Regions from separate parts of the Homo sapiens genome. Here all the other regions are linked to region 3. A link is a loop called in an ENCODE intact Hi-C map of the cell type or tissue named here. Cell type or tissue: mammary epithelial cell. All regions are shown on one strand. Region 1 overlaps SHROOM3 (shroom family member 3). Region 2 overlaps SHROOM3 (shroom family member 3). Region 3 overlaps SHROOM3 (shroom family member 3).

Region 1 (8,000 bases), 170 kb after region 3:
AAAATGTAATAGACTGTCCTTTCCCGTCATCTCTCATATTTCCCTATTGCCATTTGAAAAGTTTGGCCCATTGAATTCATTGTCTTCGTTATCCTATTTCAAGTTTAGCAGTTGTTTTGAACTCCAGAGATAATCGTTAGGAGACTTCTCTTAGTTAGGAAACATCCTTGTTAGAGGAGGCACCTGGTGAGACAGACTGAAGTTCAAATTCTGACTCTGCTTTTTTTTTTTTTTTTTTTTTTTAAATCTTCGGCTTATCTCCTGCATCGATGCCATGGGATTATGTAAGAGTGCCACCACGTGGCCTGACAATAGTAGGTTGCCAGTAAATAGGTGTTCCTTCTCCTTTTTACCTCCACCCTCTTGGTAAATTTAAACACCCGTTTATTGGCAGTAATGCTGTGCCTTTCTTGTGTTTCAAGGATGTGCTTTTGGGGCAAGACAGTGGCTTTGGTCTTGTGAAGGATCCATGTTATTTGGCTGGTCCTGGATCTAGGTATGTACATGTACTTATGATGCTCTCTGCATATGAATGCTGCTGGTGTTAAACTACTCTTGTTCCTTTCTACAAGAAATTGAAATGTGATGTCATATAGTGTCACATGCTTTTTTGATTTGTCTAGGCCATGGATAACTTTTTTTTTTAGTTTTATTATTATACTTTAAGTTTTAGGGTACATGTGCACAACGTGCAGGTTTGTTACATATGTATACATGTGCCATGTTGGTGTGCTGCACCCATTAACTCGTCATTTAGCATGGAGAACTTTTTATTTTCCATTTAGAAATGATTTTCTTTAAGAATGACACTTGTTCAAAATAGGTTTTGAACATGTGCTACTGAGGACAAGGTTGATTTGGCTAACCAGTTTGACAACAGAATAATTAATGGAGGTGCTATTCTTGAGCGTGCCCCATGGCTTTCACAAATGGGGCCTCCTGTGTGGCTGATCTCATCCAGCTCTGTGTGCAGAGCATCACATCTGGTGACCACAGTGCTAGGGAAGAACGGGCATTTCATGAACAGCTTCACAGAGGAAGGCAAACTGTAAGCATCGGAGGTGAAAAATAAAGCTCAAAATCATAACTTTATACATGTGGGGATGGAAAACAGAGGAAAGTCGTTTTTTTAAAATGCCATCAAAATCATATATCCTGGGTAGAAAAGTAAAATGAGCACTTTTTTAGAATTTAAAATTTTGAACTGTTCACATGGGACTTAATAAGTAGAAATTTTCAGAAAGGGTATTCTCTGAACCATGTACTCTGTATGTAGTTTTAATGCAGCATTACAGAGTTATCTACTATAATCTATTATTACTAATGATAATACACCTACACCCTACCTACTCCTTTCTACGTTTTTAAGCCATTTCCTTAATTTTTCTTACATTTCATTCAATCATTGTTTCTACATTCACCTTCTTAATAACACAACCTAATTCTGTCAAGTAGAAGCAGCCAACATGGTCAGGAAGTAGGTATTAATTACCTGCTTTCTAGCCAAGATCAGCCTTCTACATTTATATGCTCTTGCTCCTATAGCTGTGTTGACAAGGAAGAAAGTATTCAAGGTGAGGTTGAGGACTTTGGTGAGTTTGGGTGCATTAATTAAATGCTAGAGACAAGGGAAAACTAACAATAAACTAGAGTACTGCTAAAGAAAATTGGTCTGAAATCAAAGACGGGACGAAACAACAAACAATCAAATAACCCTATTTAAAAATGGGCAAAGGTAAAAAAAAGAACAAGATCATGTCCTTTGCAGCAACATGGATGGAGCTGAAGGCCATTATCCTAAGCAAATGAACACAGAAACAAAAAAACAAATACTGCACGTTCTCACTTACAAGTGGAAGCTAAGCATTAAGTACACATGGACACAAAGAAGGGAACAATAGACACTGGTGCCTATTTGAGGGTGGAGGGTGGGAGGAAGGTGAGGATTGAAAAAACTACCTATCAGGTACTATGCTTACCTGGGTGACAAAATTATCTTTACATCAAACCCCAGCGTCATGCAATTTACCCATGTAACAAACCTGTACATGTACTCCTTGAACCTAAAATAAAACTTGGAAAGGAAAAAAATAATTGAAGGTGACAGGTGAGGGGGGCTGTTGGTTGGCTCAGTGGCAATATCGACAATCTGAGAAACACAGGTGGCAATTTTGTGGGGAGGGGGAAATCTTCCTCAACAAAATTAGTTCTGTGTTTAAAAAAAAAAAAAAACTTTCTGAGCTGTAAAAATGCCAAAAGAATAAATATGACAAGCATCGCATACCACTGAATAACTGAAATGCTTGTCCTGTTCTTCAGCAATTGACATTAGCATAGGTGCAGCTGCATGCCTAGTGCTTGCTGAAAAGGATATTGATAATTTCAGGACATGTAATTCTCAGCTGTCCTGGGGAAAAGCATAGGCATGGAAAGTGCAGCCGACAGGAAAACATGGGAGGGACTTGATCACAGATCCTGTGCTATGAATTTTGAGTACTAAAAATTCTGCTTGCAGTATATTTTTCTGACCATCACAACCAAGAAGACACAAAAAAGTATAACACTCTTTTTTTTCTAAAGGCTTGCATGGTCTTTTATCATAGTCACTCTGTTAATCATAGTACGAAGACAAGAGTCACATCAACTGGACAATATTGAAATGTCAAAATAATTTGGAAGGTGGAATTTGGAGGAATGTGCCCTCTGTTCTCCATGAATGCCTATTAGGATCAGTCAGTTTTCCTCCATGCTGACATAATTCTCCCTGAATACATGAAATTCAGACTTTACATTAGTGCTTTTTAAAAAACATAAAATGTTCTAATTTATAGAAAAGTAGAGATTTTGCACTGTTCAAGTTTTATGAGAGTTTGATGCCTTCATGGGTCACAAAGAGACAATAGTTGTCATTATTATATACTTCTTTCCTGTTTTCAAACATTCTCCACTCTTTTTATCTCCATTTTAAAGAAAAACACTAGAGGATACCAATCCAACTAAATTCAGACATTCACTTGTTAATTTCAAACATAAAAATTTACTTGTCTATATAAAAATGGGCAAAAGACTTAGACATTTATCCAAAGATGGCAGACACATGGCCAACAAGCATTGAAAAGATGCTCAACACCACTAATCATCAGAGAACTCAAAACCACAATGAGATGTTTACCTCACACACATTAGAATGGCTGCAATTAAAAAAACGAAAAACAACCAGTGTTGGTGAGGATATGGGGAAATTAGAAACCTTGCACACTGTTAGTGGGAATGTAAAATGGTGCAGCCGTATGAAAAACAGCATGGAGATCTCAGAACATTAAAAATAGAACTACCATATGATCTGGCAATGCCACTTCAGAGTATGTGTCCAAAAAAATTGAAAGCAGGGTCTCCAAGACCCATGTTCACACCCATGTTCATAGCAGCTGTATTTACTATTCACAATAGCCAAGAGGTGGAAACAACCCAAATGTCTACTCATGACAGATGATTGGATAAACAAAATGTGGTATAGCCATACAATGGAATATTACTCAGCCTTAAAAAGGAAATTCTGCCACATGCTTCAACATGACATTACGTGAAGTGAAATATAAGCCAGTCACAAAAAGACATACTGTATAATTTCACTTGTATGAAGTACTTAAAGTAGTCAAATTCACACAAAACACAAAATAGTGATTTCCAGGGGTTAGTAGGAGGGGGAAATGGGGAGTTATTATTTAGTGGGTACATAGTTTTAGGTTTGCAAGTTGTGAAAGTTCTGGAGATCTGTTTCACAACAGTGTGAACATATTAACACTACTGAACTTAAAAATGGTTAAGATGAAATTTTATGTTGTTTTTTCTAACCACAATTTTTTAAAAATGCTTTTTCTTTTTTTTTTTAAAGCAAAACAAAACAAAGGTGAGACTAATTGCTCTCAAAATCCATTCTTGAATAGTAGGATTCCTGGATACATATCAGCAGACTCTGGGTGACCCTCTCACACTCTATTATAAAAGGGACTTGAACAAAGTCTTTTTTTATCCCAAACTTCATTCCTAAAAACACAAAATAATCACCACGGAGAAGCATTCTCAACCAAGCTAAGCATTTACCACTGATATTATCTTCAAAAAGAAAATGCCACTTTAGTATAGTTTGTGTAAACTAAGGTCACACAAACTAAAAACATCATATAAAAGTCTATTGGGCTGGATCTTTAAAGGATAAGTGCTATATTATTGTATGTTTTAGTGATGTCTTCCCCTTTAGAAAAGCCTCAAGATATAATAAATAAAATAAAGGCATCTGAATTAGTCGTTAAAACATCAGATTTCAACTGACTCCACATCCTGTTAAAGGATGCTGGGTTTAAAAACAGTTTGTATGCTACAGTCTGGAGAGCAGCTGGGCAAAGGAGACGTCACTGTTCAACAGACATTTGCTGAGGGGGTACTTGGTGGCAGGTACTGGGGATGCCAGGATGGATGAGACAGAAGTGAAGAGCATCCCCAGCGGGAAGCCACCAGGAAGTGCAGAGTGGCTACACTTCTCTATGGAGAGGTTCCTGGTAAAGAAACCATGTCTGAATGAAAGGGACTGGTCATGGGAAGGGAGGGGTTGCATCAGAGAGAGAGGTGGGCCCTTTATTCCATCATCTGCATCTATGTATAATAAAGGAAAAATAAAGGCATGAGAAGAGCTAATTTGGTTCTTTGCCATCTTCTTCCACCACATGCTGCATTCTGTTTGCCTGGCACTTGGATGATCTTGTGGCAAGCCCTGTGTTATTGCTCTGATGTGGGACTGAGTCACCACTCCCTCAGAGGAGTCAGATCTGTGAGATGAAATGTGCCATCTGCACTCCAGATCCACTCACATAGCCAGTCAGGGAACTGCAGACAGGGAATGTACAAATCACGGTGGGTTTGCTGGAGAGCTTTTTATCCTCACATTAACTCTTGCATAGCAGGTAGTGCCACAGACTCTTTTTTCTGTTTTGTTTTGTGGATTTTTCTCCTTTAGAACACAATAACAAAAGTTTTGCGAATTGTTGGGTTTTTCCTCGGAGTCTAGCGTACAGTTGTTTAAATCACCATGTACTATATTTGCTTATTATTGCCAGCCTCTTTCTCCAGAGGTAACTGCTTATTAGCTCCTTAGGTGAGACTCTCCCCCTCCTTTTTATTTTTCATCAGATGAAATGAAAACACTAGGAGAGTAAGCAAAAGTTGTAAATAAAACCTTCAAATTCAGCAGCCCATGCAAATGCTTTCAAAACAGACCTCCCCCGTGGGGATCGCACTGGGAGAGAAGAAGGCAGCATTATTTTTCCCCAGAGCTGGGAGCTATTTCCTGAAGTAGTCCTAAAAGGGGCTGAAGAAATGTACTGTTTGTTTTTATAGCCTGAAGCCTGTCCTCAAAAGCTGCCTTATGTTGCATGGTGTGTACAGGATGTGGGGGCGGTGAGAGGGTTAATAAAAGAAAATGCCTTGTGAACCCAGTCATTCCATGTGACATTTTCCTGTAGGAATTTATGCCTGCCTAGTACTGGTTTAACTTGGGTCTTCCTGTGAGCAGCCAGGGAAGACAGTGTGCAGTTTCTGGGGGAAGGAAAAGAGGTCCTCCTTCCTCTTAAATGCTTTTCTCATCTATGTAAGGAGCATTGGGCTGCATGTTTGCCCCTTTCTTCAGAGCTGTAACCCTCCTGTCTGTGTGCCGTTCCAGGTCACTCAGTTGTTCAGAAAGAGGCCAAGAAGAGATGCTGCCGCTCTTCCACCATCTCACCCCTCGTTGGGGTGGTTCAGGCTGCAAAGCCATTGGTGATTCCTCCGTTCCTAGTGAATGTCCTGGAACCCTGGACCATCAGAGGCAAGCCAGTAGGACACCCTGCCCCAGGCCACCACTGGCAGGAACGCAAGGGCTGGTCACAGACACCAGGGCTGCACCCCTGACCCCAATTGGCACCCCTCTGCCTTCAGCCATTCCCTCTGGCTACTGCTCACAGGACGGTCAGACAGGGCGACAGCCTCTCCCGCCCTACACCCCTGCCATGATGCACAGAAGCAATGGTCACACCCTGACCCAGCCTCCCGGTCCAAGAGGCTGTGAGGGCGATGGCCCAGAGCATGGGGTAGAAGAGGGAACGAGGAAGAGGGTCTCGCTGCCTCAGTGGCCACCTCCTTCTCGAGCAAAGTGGGCCCACGCAGCCAGAGAGGACAGCCTTCCTGAGGAATCCTCAGCCCCTGATTTTGCAAACCTGAAGCACTATCAAAAACAGCAGAGTCTTCCAAGTTTATGCAGCACTTCTGACCCAGACACACCTCTTGGGGCCCCGAGCACTCCAGGGAGGATCTCCCTCCGAATATCTGAGTCTGTCCTGCGGGACTCCCCGCCACCTCATGAGGATTATGAAGACGAAGTGTTTGTGAGGGATCCGCACCCCAAGGCCACGTCCAGCCCCACATTTGAACCTCTTCCCCCACCCCCACCTCCTCCACCGAGTCAGGAAACCCCGGTGTATAGCATGGATGACTTCCCTCCACCTCCTCCCCACACTGTATGTGAGGCGCAGCTGGACAGTGAGGATCCCGAGGGGCCACGCCCCAGGTGAGTGAGCAGACTGGGCAGCTTTCCCCCACTAACAGGAGAGTGTCATGCCCCAGGTGGCCCAGGTCCTTCTGCTGGCCACAGAAGAACCCTGGCATGGAGATGTTTCTATACAGCTCAGCTCAGGACACTGTTGATCTGTTTGCCTCAGGAGGTAGTTGGACCAGTGTCATTGGGTACTGAGGAGTCAGGGTGGCAGAAATGAAAGCTGGGACCCAAGGGGCACATTTCACTTCTGGGGACAGGATAGGCTTAGGCGGTCCAAGTAAATCCCTCCTCCCTGGATGAGTTCTGAATCAGTTAGGAAATAAGACAAAAGAGGAGGGCATATAGAAGACAAAAACATCACTTTTATTACTGACAGAGCTAACATTAAAGAATATGGCTTCAGATTGTAAGTGGGTCTCTTGATACTGAACCCCCAAGTTAAACAGCTTTACCTACCTCATCAAAGGTCATGTTAGACACACAAATACACATAGATATTAATATATACAGCCTTGAGGCAGCCTCAGTCTCAAAAGAGAAGAGAGACTGGGATGTGAATGCTCAGCTTCTCTTTCCAAAATCACTCCATGTCCATAGGGAGGAATAAAGAGTAGGGCTCAAGGTCAGTAATGTTTAGGGAAAACCTCTTGGAAGCTAGGAGAATGAGAAAGAAGCATTCCCCAACACATAGTCCCTAGAACAAGTAATCTCTCAAAACACCAAAAAAACACATTGCCTGACAGCACCTTTTGAGTGGCTTTCTTTAAACACCACAAGAGTGACTTACTACCACTACCCCTGTTAACCTAGACCTTTCAGAAATCTCTGGAATCTAACAGCAACATTCACCAGAACTGAATTCCTAGTCCATCTTCCTCAGGAGATGACAACCTCCTGACCAGCTGCTGGGCTCAGGAGCCCCTTTAGAGTGCTGTTGTTTTCTAAAGAAGGGGTTGATCTCAAATGTGACTATCTCACCCTACTCCTATGTATATATCTATGTATGTTTGTGTGTCTAGCATGACCTGTGACTAGGTAGGTAAATGTTTTTAGTTTCGGGGTTCAGTATCAGGAGACCCACTTATAATCAGAAGCCATATTCTTTAACATTAGCTCTGTCAGTAACATGTGGAAGATGTGGAAAGCTACAGCCCTGATGTGGAAAGCTTCTCCCTCAGTCTTTCTCCACCCTCTTATCATCACCCTTCTCTTATCACTCTCTCTTTCTCTCTCTCTCTTTTTTTTTTTTTTTTAAATATCCCTGGCAGCTTCAACAAACTTTCTAAAGTGACAATTGCAAGGGAAAGGCACATGCCTGGTGCAGCCCATGTGGTAGGTAGTCAGACACTGGCTTCCAGACTCCAAACTTCTATCAAGGGTTCAGAGGCTGAGTCCACACCACCCTCCTTCATGA
Region 2 (8,000 bases), 150 kb after region 3:
CAAAGCCCTTTGGGAAATGGAAAGGAATTGCGGGCTCCCATTTTTATATATGGATAGATAGAGACCAAGAAAGACCAAGGCAACTCCATGTGCTTTACATTAATAAAGTACAAAATGTTAACATGTAGGAAGTCTAGGCGAAGTTTATGTGAGAATTCTTTACACTAATTTTGCAACATTTTAATGCAAGTCTGAAATTATGTCAAAATAAGTAAAAATTTTTACAAGTTAAGCAGAGAATAACAATGATTAGTCAGAGAAATAAGTAGCAAAATCTTCTTCTCAGTATTGACTTGGTTGCTTTTCAATCTCTGAGGACACAGCAGTCTTCGCTTCCAAATCCACAAGTCACATCAGTGAGGAGACTCAGCTGAGACTTTGGCTAATGTTGGGGGGTCCCTCCTGTGTCTCCCCAGGCGCAGTGAGCCTGCAGGCCGACCTCACTCGTGGCACACAACTAAATCTGGGGAGAAGCAACCCGATGCCAGCATGATGCAGATATCTCAGGGTATGATCGGCCCTCCTTGGCACCAAAGCTACCATTCCAGGTAAGTGGCTATAGCTGAGACTGAAGGGTTTCTTTCTTTCTAATGTCATGTTCCCAGAAAAGAATGTTTTCTTCTCTGTTTTGAGAATGTTTTTTCTTATACTCACACTAAATATTAAATCTCTATCCACTGCTTTTCTCATCCTCTTATAGTGCTTGACGTGTATATGAGTTACCTTTATATGCTTGGCTAGATCAACTTGAAGATCAGAATTATTTGAAGCACTGGCTGGCCATTTGAGATATTTATGGGGTCCATCAATTCTCAGACATTTCTCCACTGATAGCACTATATTAGAAAAATTGAGATTTTTCTTCCTTCAGTGCTTAAGTGTGCTTTCTGCCTTAGTCAAAACCGTATCCATTTTTATTCCTGTGTTTGAACTCCCCATTTGGTTTTGCTCTTTCAATTAAGGTAATTTGTCCATCTTAGCTCCAACGGCACAACTAATGTACTGAGGACCACTCAGTGTATACATTATCTCATGTAGTGACTCATAGACTTCTTTAAAACAGATACAGTAGTATTAACCCCATTTTGCAGAATAGGAAATTGAAGCTTGCGGCTGGGTGCAGTGGCTTATGCCTGTAATCCCAGCACTTTGGGAGGCCAAGGAGGGCGGATCACCTGAGGTCAGGAGTTCAAGACCAGCCTGGCCAACACGGTGAAACCCTGTCTCTACTAAAAATACAAAAATTAGCCAGGTGTGGTGGCATGAACCTGTAATCCCAGCTACTCGGGAGGCTGAGGCAGAAGAATCGCTTGAACCCGGGAGGTGGAGGTTGCAGTGAGCTCAGATCACGCCACTGCACTCCAACCTGGGTGACAGAGTAAGACTTCATCTCAAAAAAAAAACAAACAAACAAACAAACAGAAATTTAAGCTTGGAAAGATTAGTTTGTCCAAGCTCAAACAACTGATCAGTACCCAAGTCAAGACAAATCCAAGCCAGGTTTCAAAGCTGCTGCATGTAATCAGTAGGTTATACTTCCTCTGCTTTTCTAGCTACTGTTTGTTGTATGGGTCAAGGTTTGGTCAGGAAGAAGGAGAGCCCTCACAAGTGGTTTAGGAGAGGGGTTATAGAACGAGGGAGCACAGCCTGACCACCATCACACATTAGAGAGAGAACTAAGCCAGGACTCCCCTCCACTTCAGACTTGGAACCCCTACAAACTGGAATCTATCTTCTGATCCCAGGGAGTTAGACTCCGTAGCTTATCACTTTTGGGAAATGCTTAGATAGCGCTAATGTAGCGAGGTCAGGAAAATAAGGGTCACTTAGTCCTTACATACAAAGGAGACGCAAGTGTTGGTATGTGTGTGCATGTGTGTTGGGGGGAGGAGGGGAGGCTGGAAGCTTCTGGAAGGATTACTTAATGAACAGATGGTAGCTATGCATTTGGCAAGGCCAGAACTCAGTCACAGCCCTTAATACTCATGTCTGGTCAAGTCAAGGGCCAAATCCTAGACCTCTCACTGATGAACAGTAGCTCATGGAATTGAACAGGACAAACCTCTCTCAGCATATCAGGGTAGGATTCAGGCCACAGGAAGAGATAATGTCCTGGTTCCTTCCTGGTTACAGATGCTCCTCTCCCTTGCCCATGTCCTTCCCAATCACCCTGAAAGAAATTATTCTCACCGTCTGAGCCATCTGTTCTCAGAGAGCAGGTTTCCTAGCAGTGTCTCCTGACCCTTGACAAAGCCAGACTACTTTTGCTTTACAGGCATGGAGGTGTTGAGGGCCTTTAGAAGGTAAGGTGTGTGGAGCCTAACAATGAAGGAAGAATAGCATAGTGGTAAGGGACTGGGCCTTTAAGTCAGACCTAGGTTTAAATCTCCCCTTACCCCTACGGTGTAAGCTTGAGCAAATCATTTAACCTTTGATCTTGGCTTCCTTTTCTGTAAAATAACTAGTACCTACATCATTGGATTGTTGTGAGGATTATATAAAATAGCATATGTGCAATTCTTAGTACATAGTAAGCACTCAATGAATGATGACTGATTATAATAATTAAGCTGAAGACTTCAGGACACCATGAAACCTGGTACTGAACTTGAGGGTGAATGGCCAGCACACACTTATAAATGCAGGTGGGTATGTATTAACAGAGTGCCCTTCAACAGTGGGGTCCTTTGAGCATCCTTACTCCTAACCTTCTTATGAAGCCCTAAATCCAAAGCCACACTGTGACTTAAAAAATGTGCTGGCCCTTCAGCAGAGATAAGCACTGCAATCAGTACTTAGAATGACTGCTTACAGTAACTATGGTGAGCTCCAGTAGGCCTCAGGGGAATGGGGCCGTCAGCACCAGAAGTACAGTATTTTCAAGGCTTTGCTTCTGCACCTCCTCCTTCCTCCTCTGCATCCCAGCCTCCAGAGGGGCTTAGGCAGGTGGATCTGCCCTTGTGCTGTATCTACCACTCTGTCTCTCTGATTGAAGCTTCAAAATTGTTCCTCCTGACATAAGGACCATCAGCACAAAAGCACTGCATGGGGACAAAAGGAGAAAGGAAAGTTCAAATAACTCAAAATGTTACAGGCGTGTGCATTCTCTCCTGCTGCAGCACAAACCACCCTGTGGTGCAGCACAAACAAACCATGCCTGAGGCTTGCAGCTTTGGCAGAGGGCTTGACCCCCATGCTGAGTTCCACCTGTGGGATCTGATCTTGGCAGCGGCAGGTGGAGAGGTGCCCCAGGTGTGTTTCTGAGGAGCACAGTGGCATCTAGTGGTCCAGTGTGCCACATCAGTTGGCTGGTATCTCTCTGACAGCCTTAGTTTAAGTTCCAGAAACCAATCTCAGTCCTGAATTTATGGATCTGTTTCTTGTTAAGAAGCAGGCGTAAGAGGGGGTGAGAGGATGAGGGAGAGACAGGAGTGAGGTGAGAGAGAGAGAGAAAGAGAAGTATGGAGAGACTGAAGATGTGTAATTTAACTGTGAGCTAGGTTGGATTTGGAATTTCACTGAAATTGTATTTCAGCTGCTTTCTGTCAGACCCTTGACACTCTGTTTTTGCTGCCCTATGGAAATCTCACCCAGTGGTTCTAAAGTACTAAAGTACTTTAGAAGAGACTGAAAAGTTATGTAGTCTAGCCCCCTGACAAGAGGCTGAAATAGCAGTATCAAATCAGTGATTCATTCATTCAACAAATCTGTATGAGCATCCACTATGTCTCAGATGCTTTGTAGGTATTGGGAGTACAGTGGTGAACAAGGCATAAAAAGCCCCCTGCACCACAATTATTTGTTTCCCAAAATGTGTTCCGTGGAATAACAATCCACTAGATACTTCTTAGAAAAAAAAGTTTCTGAGATCAAGTAAGTTTAGAAAACATCTCTTAGTTAAATTATATATTTCTCTTTTAGAACAACACATGAAAAATGGTTTGGGAGAACAATAGTTTATAAAAGACTCAGAAATCTTGCAGTAAATAAAATTGTTTAGCTTATTTAGCTCAATATTTTCCAAACATATTTAATCATCTAAGGAATTAGTGTTCTGTGAGCACACTTTAGGAAATGTTTTCATACACTTATTTTGTGCTCTATGTTTTAAATATTTTAAAAATACTTTTTTTTTTTTTTTTGAGATGGGTCTCACTGTGTTGCCCAGGCTGGGGTGCAGTGATGCGATCAAGGCTAACTCCAACATTGACATTCTGGGCTCAAGCGATCCTCCCGCCTCAGCCTCCCAAAGTGCTGGGATTACAGGCGTGAGCCACCGTACCTGGTAGATACCTGTGTTTAAAAGTATTTTAAACACACAAAATAGAATGATATTATAAAAATACATACATCTACCACAGAATTAAAAAGCATTTTATGTTCACTTCAGTTCTTTAAATATTATAGATACAGTCAAAGTCTCTTTCACATAACCAAAGGGATATGATATAATGTCAAGTAGTGGTAAGTGCTGTGAAGAAAATAAAGCAGGGTAACAGGCATAAAGGAGAGAAGAGATGCTCTTTAGTTAGTTCCAGGAGGTCCTCTCTGAATGAAGTAAGAGGGAGTAAGCCAGGTGAAGAGCACTCCGGGTGGTGGGAGCAGTGAGTACAAAGACTCTGAGACCCTGAGATGGGAATAAATTTCCTGGGTTTGAGTTTCAACAGGGAAACTATTATGCTGGAGTGCAGGGAGCAAGAAGAAGAGCAATAGAAAATGAGGCTGGAGAAGTAGCCAGACCATGGTAAGAACTTTGATCCACTCAAGATGCACCCCTCTTGAGAGTAAGGCTGGCTTTATGTGAGTTGGAATTGTTGCAGGATTGAAAACCTTCATTCCAAGTTTTCTTACCCATCATTAAAAGTGCCATTTTGGTGGCATCAATGGCAAAGGTAATAAAAATGAGTATTTCCAGACAGCAGTGGAAGAACTTGTCCTAGTGAGTGATATCAGTGCCTGTATTCCCCAGGCAGCTTGGGAATGGTAATTCTGAAGGGACAGAACCCTCTCCGGGCAGGAGGGAAAATACCTAACAGAGGCCTTCCATGACCTTTCTACCTTAGGTTTGCTACAGGAAGGAACCCACTATACCCTTGCACTGGTCTGATTAGAGATATGTGTAACAGGGATTTCATATTTATAGATACCATCTATATTTTAAGATATGTTAGGCTGGGCACGGTGGCTCACGCCTGTAATCCCAGCACTTTGGGAGGCCAAGGAGGGTGGATCATTTGAGGTCAGGAGTTTGAGACGTGCCTGGCCAACATGGTGAAACCCCGTCTCTACTAAAAATACAAAAATTAGCTGGGCATGGTGGTACCTGCCTGTAATCCCAGCTACTCGGGAGGCTGAGGCAGGAGAATTGCTTGAACCCGGGAGGCGGTGGTTGCAGTGAGCCGAGATTGCGCCACTGCACTCCGTCCTGGGCGACAGACCGAGACTCTATCTTAAAAAAAAAAAAAAAAAAAAAAAAAAAAAATATATATATATATATATATATATATATATATATATTTTAGTGATGGTATCTTCCCCACTCGATAGTGTTTCAGTTAACCATCAGTTTATTTACTTTGATTTGTTGTGTGTGTTCCTATGTTAGATTTGAATTATCCTTTCAATGAAAGACTGCTAAAATTCTCAGCAGTTGGGAGGAGGATTACCTAATGTCTCCTACCTTCATAGAAATGGTGAATGAAACGGCCCTTATGGGGTTCCATTTCCCCTGGAAGTATTAGCTCTAAAAAGGAAGCAGACTGGGTCATACAGGATTATCCACAAGGCTGTCTAGCGCTTCTTTAGTAGGACCTCTTTATTTAGAGGGGAATGAAGAAATTCAGGGTAGGGGGTAAAATCTTTGACATATGCTATGCCATTGAGTGCCGGGTCTGATTTCCCTGATCTGGCTGGCTTGGGAGCTATTTCCTTCCTTTCTCCCTTGAATTTATACCTATCTGTCCCGAAGTAGGATGCGCCATTCAGTCAACTGACTTTCTCTGATAGAGAAAAATTACATTCTTGAGGAGAGCTGCTGAAAGTGTAGTCTCCTTTTCCTTAAATTCCAGCACAAGTTTTGACTCCGAATATGGTTTTTCTAGTCTCAACATATTATCTGGAGATATTCCAGCCATAAAGCATTATCACATACTTGACCAATAAGACACTACATTTATTTACATGTAATCTAGAAATAGAAGAATACATCATGAATTTTAATAGTGTTGAAACGCCTATCCATTTAAAAATAGAAAATCTTGGGCAAGAACTTCTAGTGATTTACCCTTCTTTAGAGAACAGTGAGTCACAAACATTTAAACCACTTATTCCTTCATATATGCCCTCCCCGTGTGTGTATATATATAGAGACAGAGACAGACATTTTTTAGAGCAGTTTTAGTTTCATAGTGAAATTGAACAAAGTCCAGAGATTTCCCATATAGTCCCTGTCCCCATACATGCACAGCCTCCTCCATTTTCAGCAACCCCCACCAGAGTAGTACATTTGTTACAACTGATAAACCTACATTGACACATCATAATCACCCAAAGTCCATAGTTTATATTAGGGTTCACTGTTGCTGTTGTGCATTTTGTAGGTTTGGACAAATGTATAATGACATGTATCCATCATTATAGTATCGTACAGAATACTTTCACTGTCCTAAAAATCCTCTGTGCTCGCCCATTCCTCCTTGCATCGCCCCTAAGACCTGGCAACCACTGATCTTTTTATTGTGTCCATTGTTCTGCCTTTTCCAGAATGTCAGTCATGTAGTTGGAATCATATGGTTTGTAGCCTTTTCAGACTGGCTTTTTTCATCTAGTGAAATGCATTTTAGTTTCTTTCATATTTTTTTCATGGCTTGACAGCTCTTTTTTTTTTTTTTAAGTAATGAATAACATTCCATTGTGTAGATATACCACAGTTTATTCACCTACTGCAGAACAGCCTTGTTGCTTCCATGTTTTGGCAATTATGAATAAAACTGCTGTAAACATCCGTGTGTGGGTTTTTGTGTGGACGTGAGTTTTCAGTTCCAGTGGATAAATGCCAGGGAATGTGATCACTGGATCTTATGGTAAGAGTATGTTTAATTTTGTAAGAAACTGCCAAACTTCTTTTAAAAGTGGCTGTGCCATTTTGCATTACCACCTGCAATGAATGAGAGTTTCTCTTGCTCCCCATCCTCACCAGCATTTGGTATTGTCAATGTTCTGGATTTTGGCCGTTCTAATAGGTGTGTAGTGGTATCTTGGTTTTGTTTGGTTGTTTTTTGTTTTTGCCTATGACAGAGCCCTCAGGACGTCCTGAGAACATGTTCCCTAGTATCTTGTTGTTTTAATTTGTAATTTCCTAGTGACTTATGATGACAGCCTTTTCATTTGCTTTTTCACCATCTGTATATCTTCTTAGGATTGGCCAGTTTTTAAATCAGGTTGTTTTCTTATTGTTGAGTTTTAAGTGATTTTTTAAAAACACATATATTTTGAGTTTCTAAGTAATTTTATTTTGAGACAGCTTTCTGGAGTTTACAGTGATTGATAGTCTTTTTCCTCTTCTCCAGACGGGCTCTGAAAACCATCTGGAGGAGCTTGTAAATGAGAAAATCTTGCCCTCCTAAATGTATGAGGAGGCTTTGCTTTGGCTTTTGGAAGTCATCCACAGGTGTTGGAATCCCAGCACCGAAGAGCCCCTGTGATTAAGCCTTCTCATAAAGCTTCCCTCTCCTTCCCTCTTTCCCCTTAGTTCTGCCTCTCATGAGCTTTTTCTGACTCTAATTTCTCTCATTCAGCTTTGTGTTTAGCTTTCCCACCACAAACAAATTGTTTCTAGTGCAGTTAAGATTCCAGGAAGATTGCCAGGGTGTATCCTTCAATTCCATAAAAAGGAAAGATATTAACTAAAAACATATACATGTGCACACAAAGTCTCCTTCACCCGTGCCTATTCTCTTATTAACTTTTTCCCCTCTTCCCACAAACAGCCCCAGTAGACA
Region 3 (8,000 bases):
ACTGCTTCCAGATTAGATCATCATTACTTCTTCCAACAAGAATGGCCTAACCCTCTGCAAGTGATTGCCAAAGAATCTGGACAGGTAGAAAGTGAGAAGTCAAGATGTTTGTGAGAGCATTCCACATGAGGAACAGATGCGTTTGTTTTTGATCACAGCTGAGTCTGAATGCTCTCTAGAACTCAGATGTAGAGAAAGGAGGAAATACAAGATGGGGCTGTGGGCAGGTCTTACCTGGGCTGGGGGAGCAGCGTGGTGTGGATGGTCTTCCTTCTAAATGAGGGGAGCTGGTGCACATTCCAGTGTAAAGAACATCCTATGCACCAGAGTTGTCTGCACTGACTTAGGACGGCATCATCTCCAGACTTGAGGACCCCTGAGCTCACCATTCTTCTGTCCATGAGTGGCCACCCAACCACCCAAGGGTGAAAGGTCGTGCTCTATGCTCTCACCTCAGGTCATGATGAAGGTAGGAAGAGCGACCATCCAGCCCATACCACCACAACTGGGTAACATTAGAGCTCTTCCTGTAGACCAAGCACTATGCTAAGTGCTTTTTCATAGCATCACCTTCAGTCCTCACATCAGATAGGTACCCATTTCAGAGGAGAGAAAACTGACGCTTGGAAAAGCTGAATAATTTGCCTGCAATCACAAAGCTGGTGAATGCAAAGCCTTTATCTCAGAGGGTGGTGGTTCAGAACATGGGCTCTGTGGTCAGATTGCTTAGGTGTGCATTCCAGATCTGCTGCTTGCTGGCTGTAAAATGTTCAACAAGTTACTTCTCGAAGCCTCAGTTTCCACATCTGTAAAGTTGGAGTAATAATTATAATATTTACCTTATAGAATTGTGGTGATGATTAGAGAATGTAACATGGTAACTACCGACACATAGTAACTACTAACTATGGGTCAACTGTAGGTTGGAACCACATGAAATTTCTATTGTAGTGGACCAAAAATTATCAAATATTGGCAATTTCATATGGTTCAATCTAGTATTACTAAAAGGCATCCATTCTTTGTAAATATCAATGCTTTCCTTATTCATCTCATAATTTGTGAAAGGACAGGTTATTTAATTGCTTTTAACTTTTCCTTGTTTTAGTTTCCCTAAAGAGTGACATAGAGGCTGGGTACGGCGGCTCACGCCTATAATCCCAGCACTTTGGGAGGCTGAGGCGGGCAGATCACCTGAGGTCAGGAGTTCAAAACCAGTCTGGCCAACACGGTGAAACCCCATCTCTACTAAAAAAAAATAAAAAATTAGCCAGGCGTGGTGGCACATGCCTGTAATCCCAGCTACTTGGGAGGCTGAGGCAGGAGAATCTCTTGTATCCGGGAGGCAGAGGTTGCAGTGAGCTGAGATTGCACCACTGCACTCCAGCCTGGCGACAGAGCAAGACTGCATCTCAAAGAAAAAAAAAAAAAAGAGTCACATAGATTTCTTTTACTGTAACAACATAACATCCATGAGGACTGTGTATGCAATATACACAGTTCCCTGAGCCAACACAACCTGTTGAGGATGTTGTCACAGAGAATCTGGAGCAGAGTGGATCTGAAGTGAGCTTAAATTGGACAGAGCTGGACTATGAGGAAGTGACTGGTGACACAAATGAGTCCACTCCTGGCTCCTTTAAACTACTGTGAATGTTCTGGTCTTTTCAGGAATGGCGTTCCCATACTAGCCGGCTGATTGTGATAAACAAACGTCAAACATGACCATTCGTCATTCCGCATAGTGGAGATGAGCTCTGGTCTGCAGCAGGAGGTTGTTAAATTTGACATATTCAAAATGAATTGCACGGCCTGGCTGCTCTTGAACTCTGGCTTGCTGGGAGTAGCCTATGATGGAAGGAAATTCCACTCTGTGGTGGTGTTTTGGGGAGGTTGCATGGTGGGGAGAGGAAAACATAAAGCTGGGATAAGAACAGTGCTTTCCTAAGAAAAAAGGAGGCTACTTTTGAACGAATGCATCTATGATGCCAGATCTAGTGGGAGGCTTCTCTTCTTTTGAAAGATGATTCTGTGCCCCACCCCATTCCTATCCCACATTTGCCTCAATTTCATTTCCTTAGATTTCACATTATAGAGATATAAATAACTCTGGAATTCAAGTGGAACATTCTAGAGAGACAGACATTCTAGTTAAAACAGGAACAATCTTTCAATAAAATTAGTATCACCTTTGAAATGCAATGATACTTTGAGGATGCTTCAGACTTTGTTGGTGTTTGGAATGATTACTACTGCTGGTAGAAAATAATGCCACTGTGAATTCAGAATTCTGTGTGTGTGGGGAGGGGGGCATGCTCCCTTTCTCTCTTCTTTCTGTGCCTAAAAATAACCTGCAAATCTTGTTCAAATTCTTTTGCAAGGAAATTTATAAATTGTCTGTGTATTCTATAATTATTTTCCCATCATGATGGCTCTAAGGAAAATACATTTACATACCCATAAACTCAGACACTCTTGGAGTCCCATTTTCTTTCTGTGTGTGCTGTTCCTTTTCTCTTTCTCTCTCTCTTTGTGTCTATGGTTACTGTTAAGCTGACCCCTACAGTCTGGGGCAAATACCAAACTTGAATCAAGCACTACTTATCCATACAGCTGCGAAGGATTGCGGTTTCAGGGCCTCAGATGATAGATTTAAGTAAAGTCTGTAACTGGATGGAGTTTAGGAAACCTGTTATGATTTCATCTACAAAGGCGGGCTGCATCGCACCCCACTGTGCTGAATTTTAAGATGCGATGTGGTGTTGTTGTTTTGTCTTTTTTTATGAGCAGCATCTTTATTATAAATGATCTATTTTTATGTCTGTGGTGATTTTTATAATACTGAATTTCATTGTTGAGAACAATGACTGTAGAAAGATCTTTCTTTATTGTTCCTGTCTCTTCTCCCAGTGTCTGGAAGAAACTGTTGCTTGCAAAAAACATAGCTAATTAAAAATTGAACTTAATTAGCTACAAAGAAGCCCGACTCGCCAGGGCTGGGAGGAAGGGCAGATAAAGCTGCCGACGCTGTGTTCTTCTTTACCTTCGCTTTAATGGTCTTCACAGCACGTCGTGTTTATGAGTCAGAGGACCCTAGAGCGACACTTGTTGGGGACGGGCAGGACACCACAGCACGACAGGCAGCTCCTGCAAGTGGCGGCGGGAATGCACGCCGGAGTCGGCGTGCCAGCGCGGTGGAAACCGGTTCTCAGGTTCTGGCCGAGTGGACTTCCCCTTACATCAGCGGGCCAGCTCCTGTCAGGCAGGCGGCCGGCGATTGGCCGGGAGGAGGCAGTCATTCAAACTGCCTTTTGTGTTTGGCTAATCAGGGCAGCCCAGGTTCCCAGCGGAGGTGCGTCTGTGGTGTCAGACACCTGTGTCTCAGCTCTGTCTTCCTCGGGCTGGCTCCTGCGGATCCTTCCTGGGCCAGAACCGTGCCTCTAGGCCACCTCCCCCAAGCCACCAAGCCCCCGCGGTGGGCCAGCCTTGGCCCAGTGTCACGCAGGACAGAAATGACCAACAGATAACTGAGGACAATGGACCTGCCTGGGCATAGACTTCCTTAAGGTAAGTCCATTTTAAACCAACGATTTCTCGATGACATTATTTCTCCGTCGATGTTGGCAGAAATGCCAGCATTGGGAAGGTAAACTAAAGAGAGGTAGGGAAGTTGTTCAAGTTAGGCCTTTGTGATGAAATCACCAAGGTTTTGGGCTGTCAGATATGCTGACAAAATAATATAAAAGAATAAAGAAACATGTACATGGGGAGGAGAGAGCTTGACAAATGACTCTAGTCCTCTCAGGCAACGGGCACTTTTTCCTATTTGATGAGAAGCTCAAATGATAACAGAGTAAAGTAACTTTTAGTTAAGGCCAACAAATATATATGCTAACTTGTATAATAAGACCAAGTCAGCCTGAACATCTTGGCTCCCTCCAATCATGCAACCTCAGGATTTACAGCCTAATTTTAATTATAACTTATTTTTAAAGCTATCTTTAACTTTCTTATTTGGGATATGAAGGCAGCTTTTCTTTTTTAGGTTTGTTCGACATGGGTGAATCAATGAATTGCACTTCAACAGCAAAATTGGATTGTATTGATTGGTTGGCTCACTCTTCTCATCCTTTATGTTTCAGAGAAGGTCGGATTATAAATGCAAGCACCTACATTTAAGCAACAGTTGAGATGCTTAAGAACGTGCTTCTGTGTGATTCTGATTAATCCTTAACTATGCTCTGATTTCATTTTACTTGTAAATCAATTGACACATACTTCAGGGACCATCCTGTCTTTTCTCTGGGGTTGCTGTCACCGTATTTGTAACTTGAGGATTTAATAATTGAAGATTGATAAAAAAGACTGGTGGTTTGGGACTAGTGTTTTCACCCTGTCTGTTTTGTTGTGATAGGAAGGAAGGTAATTTTCCCTTGGATTTAAATTTTTTTCATTGAAAACATTCTGAAAATGGGTAAAGTTCTCTTTATAAATCTAAAGAGGTTCTGAGACTACTTTTCCCACCTCATTAATTTCAAGGATGTAAACACCTTCATGAAAGGAAGGTGTTTACCCATTCTCAATGATTCTGTTCAAGTGATAAACAGCAATAGGGCAAACAGGTCATTCAAAATCTGTGCTAATCATCCTCAAGTGTGTTTTTTCTTCCAATGATTACAGCCAGTTGGAGTTTTCCATTTTTTTCAGCAGTTAGCTAAAGTGTCTTTATAAAAACATTTTCCTATAATAAAATAACACATTAGTGACATTTAATATAAACATAAAAATTACTGCTTTGATGAATAAAAGCACCAGAAATGGCATTACCCATCAGATGAAATATGATCATCACACAAGTCTACAGCAATCACTTAAAAATATAGTGTATATGCAAGTGATTTTAAAATATGGATCCATAGGTAGGTAGACACAAAGTGAATTTATAAATGTTGAAGTTGTTAAAGAGAAATGAACATTGGAAAGCTAAATAGATATTGAACATTTTTATATTTCAAAAATCTACCTTCGGTTATGAATTACAACCTAGAGAATATATAAATCAAAGGTAATTTCCTGAGTTAAGTGTAAATCATTTTTTGTATGGAGAGGGATAAATACCCTCATCTTATTCCCTAATCTTAGCCCTAATCATTGTCTTCCATAAAAACCCCAGTATCCTAAAAAGGTACAGAAAGGAAGAGGAGAGAGCTGGTTGAAAAACTTCTTAACAATACTTAAAAGTAAACAAAGTCACAAACCCCACGTTTCATATTAAGAGTGTAGAAAGCCCTTGTTCAGGTCTGCAGAGTACCAGGGCACTCCAAATATGTAATTTAACACATTCATTAATAACTATGATAAATAGATATTTTATTCCAAGAACAATATCATTAGAGAGTTAGATTGGAGGGCAAGGGGATTAAGTATCTTAAGTTTATTGTTTCCCGAGTGACCATTTTTAAAAGCCTCCTTCCAGGAACTGTGGAATGCCTGCCAGGCTCCCTGACTGCTGTCTGGTGAGGGTCCCTACTGGTGCTGTGGACAGCACAATACACAATGGGGCACAAGAAAGCCACGCAGCCTCCCCCTCCTAGACACATGCTGTGCACCCCCTTGGCTCTGCTTGGAAGGTTCAGCTCTGCAAATGGAAGGTTGCAAACATCAGACACCTTCTTTCTGTTTCTGTCTCTCTCCCCTTCTTCTCCCCACAGTGTCCAGCCTTGGCCCCTGACTTTTCCTGGGGTTGGGGAGGCCTGTAGGTTCAGAAGCTGAGCAGCTGGGTGAAGACCTCCCTTAGCTCAATGTGCTCTGGCCATAGGGAGCAGACAAGCAAGCTGAGTTTGGGTAGCCCTAGACACATGGAAAAAGAAACAGCTTCCTCACCTCCACCCCTCCATAGATGACTTCATTAAAATGTCGCTGGTTAATAGGGAAAAGGTAGCACTCCTTGTTAGGCCAAACCCCTAAAAGGCATGTTTTTTAGAAAACAAAAAATAAACAAAAAAAAAATCCCCAGCAGTCTTAATGATCACATTTTGGTGACGGGTGGGAAGGTATACTTTCATACAAATGGATGATTTTGGAAGGCATGAACCTAAGCTGTCTCACACAATTTTGCTTCTTAGTTGGACTGACTGGTTTAAAAAATGAAGCCCAAATGATAGCCGCAGAGCGGTATGGGTGGCATATCATCTGATCCCATTGAGATAAAAGCTCTCAACAAACTTGTGTGAACCAAAACTGATAGAATGAGTGATGTTCCACAAGTGATCAAGAGACTCCTAGCTGGGTGCGGTGGCTGACGCCTGTAATCCCAGCACTTTGGGAGGCCAAGGTGGGCAGATCACCTGAGGTCGGGAGTTTGAGACCAGCCTGACCAACATGGAGAAACCCTGTCTCTACTAAAAATACAAAATTAGCCAGGCTTGGTGGCGCATGCCTGTAATCCCAGCTAATCGGGAGGCTGAGGCAGGAGAATCGCTTGAACCCAGAAGGCGGAGGTTGCAGTGAGCTGAGATTGTGCTATTGCACTCCAGCCTGGGTGATAAGAGTGAAACTCTGTCTCATAAAAAAAAAAAAAAGAAAAAAGACTCCTGGCATCAGTCACTGAAGGAGGACTTTGCTTCTGCACTGGAAGCCTGGCTTTAAAGCAAAAACTCTGGTGTTGGAATGTAAATGAGCCCCACCCTGGGAAGCTATGGCTGCTCAGAAACACTTGGTTTTTTCCAAGTACCAAAGCTCCCTAGTAAGCAGTAGAGCTACCAGTAGACTCTGCCCACTAAAACATGTGTTCCACATTGCCCATCAGCCCTCCAGGGGCGGGGGTCCCAGCAATCAGCCTCTGAAGGGAATCTCCAAGTTCTTCCCTTATCTTTACTCTCACAGCAGTGGAGGCACAGTCTCAGTGACCTGATACTTATGCATTTATTTCTCAGTTGTTTATTAATCGTGGATCATTAGTTCTTCCATCTGAGGTAGGTCATATATCATTATCCTAGTGTGGAAGAGAGAGAGAAAAAGAATGAAATGGAAGAATTTGTCCAACACTACCAAGAAGTTAGTGAGAAATTAGAACCTCAAATACCATGCGGTTCTCCTTCCCTTTTTGTCTTTCTGTCAAAACGGAAATCAGGGATCCTTAAACCTTTCCCTGAGCAGTTCTCTCTGGGCACTAAAATGCTTCAGGCCAAAAATATGCTGGTTCTCTTAACTGGATCACTCTGTGACTGAAAGAGAGAGCATTAAAACAATGAAATGAATTGGGTGTGTGCTCACCTGAACAACTCAAAACCCCAGCGGGTTGCTGGTAAAGTTTTCCTGAAGCCTAAATTGAGGACAGCACCCTCTCTCCTCTGGCTTTTTCCTAGAAAGACCTGATCATTTAGTTTATAACAAATTTCAACCCTGGCCCCTTGACCAGGGAGGCCAGTTGCGGGTGAGCCGTCTGAAGGTGGCTGGCCTGCATTGCCTCCGAAGGTATTTCAGGAATGTTAATGGTATGCCTGAGTGGAGGCCGCAGAGCTCCGAGCTCAGGCCTGAGAACTGTTCTTGTGGCCATCTGTTGTGGCCCAGGAAGTCTCATAGCAACAGCTTCTCAAGAATGGTGCTTTTTTTTTTTTTTTTAATTAAAATTAACTCACACAAAACCAAAAAACTGCTCCACTGCTCAAGAAGAATCAGGACAGCATTCAGATTTTTTCTACACAGTGATGAGTTTTTAAGGAAGAAAAGCCCCCGCATCCTACATTCCTGTTCTTTAAATGAGCAATTTGTACTTGGTGTTGAGGTCTTAATTTTTTTTTTTTCTCCCCCGGGGTAGAAGTCTTTCTTTGGAAAAGAATGGAGGTGAAAACAAGTTTCCAAGGCTGTGGAGAAAATAGTCAGCAAAAATATGGTTAGGAAAAAAGTGGTCAGTTTTTTTGAGATTTTCTTGGTATTTGTTGTTCTTAGCGATCCTGTCGGCAGCTGCATTTTTCCCCCTCTGTAATAATGTGAGCTTT

What was found. Peaks named below come from ENCODE experiments on the same cell type or tissue, not always from the same donor. Only the 100,000 strongest peaks of a DNase experiment are listed, where the experiment ranks them.
Region 1: it touches region 3 in a loop (6-fold over the local background); 5 of 110 quality-filtered maps call a loop at or near these places.
Region 2: a loop joins it to region 3, with 4 times the contacts of the local background. A loop is called at or near these places in 7 of 110 quality-filtered maps.

Annotation. Positions count from the first base shown.
Region 1 is chr4:76,748,595-76,756,594 of GRCh38, forward strand. It overlaps SHROOM3 (shroom family member 3), which reads left to right. Exons shown (of 11, transcript NM_020859.4): 6 at 423-496; 7 at 5,717-6,598; 8 at 7,855-8,000. The region is part of intron 1 of SHROOM3-AS1 (SHROOM3 antisense RNA 1); the gene reads right to left. Among named protein-coding and RNA genes, the nearest start is that of SHROOM3-AS1, 50 kb to the right of the region's middle. RefSeq lists a silencer at 5,322-5,616. In mammary epithelial cell, a CTCF peak has its summit at 304 (motif pointing left); DNase peaks (open chromatin) are centred at 4,797 and 5,467; H3K27ac peaks cover 2,177 bases.
Region 2 is chr4:76,730,388-76,738,387 of GRCh38, forward strand. SHROOM3 (shroom family member 3) reads left to right here. Exons shown (of 11, transcript NM_020859.4): 4 at 417-548. All of the region lies in intron 2 of SHROOM3-AS1 (SHROOM3 antisense RNA 1), which reads right to left. Among named protein-coding and RNA genes, the nearest start is that of SHROOM3-AS1, 68 kb to the right of the region's middle. In mammary epithelial cell, a CTCF peak has its summit at 3,279 (motif pointing left); no DNase peak of the experiment used is centred here.
Region 3 is chr4:76,582,903-76,590,902 of GRCh38, forward strand. All of the region lies in intron 2 of SHROOM3 (shroom family member 3), which reads left to right. Among named protein-coding and RNA genes, the nearest start is that of MIR548AH, 11 kb to the left of the region's middle. RefSeq lists an enhancer at 3,405-3,474. In mammary epithelial cell, a CTCF peak has its summit at 3,270 (motif pointing right); DNase peaks (open chromatin) are centred at 3,289 and 7,429; H3K4me3 peaks cover 1,677 bases; H3K27ac peaks cover 4,730 bases.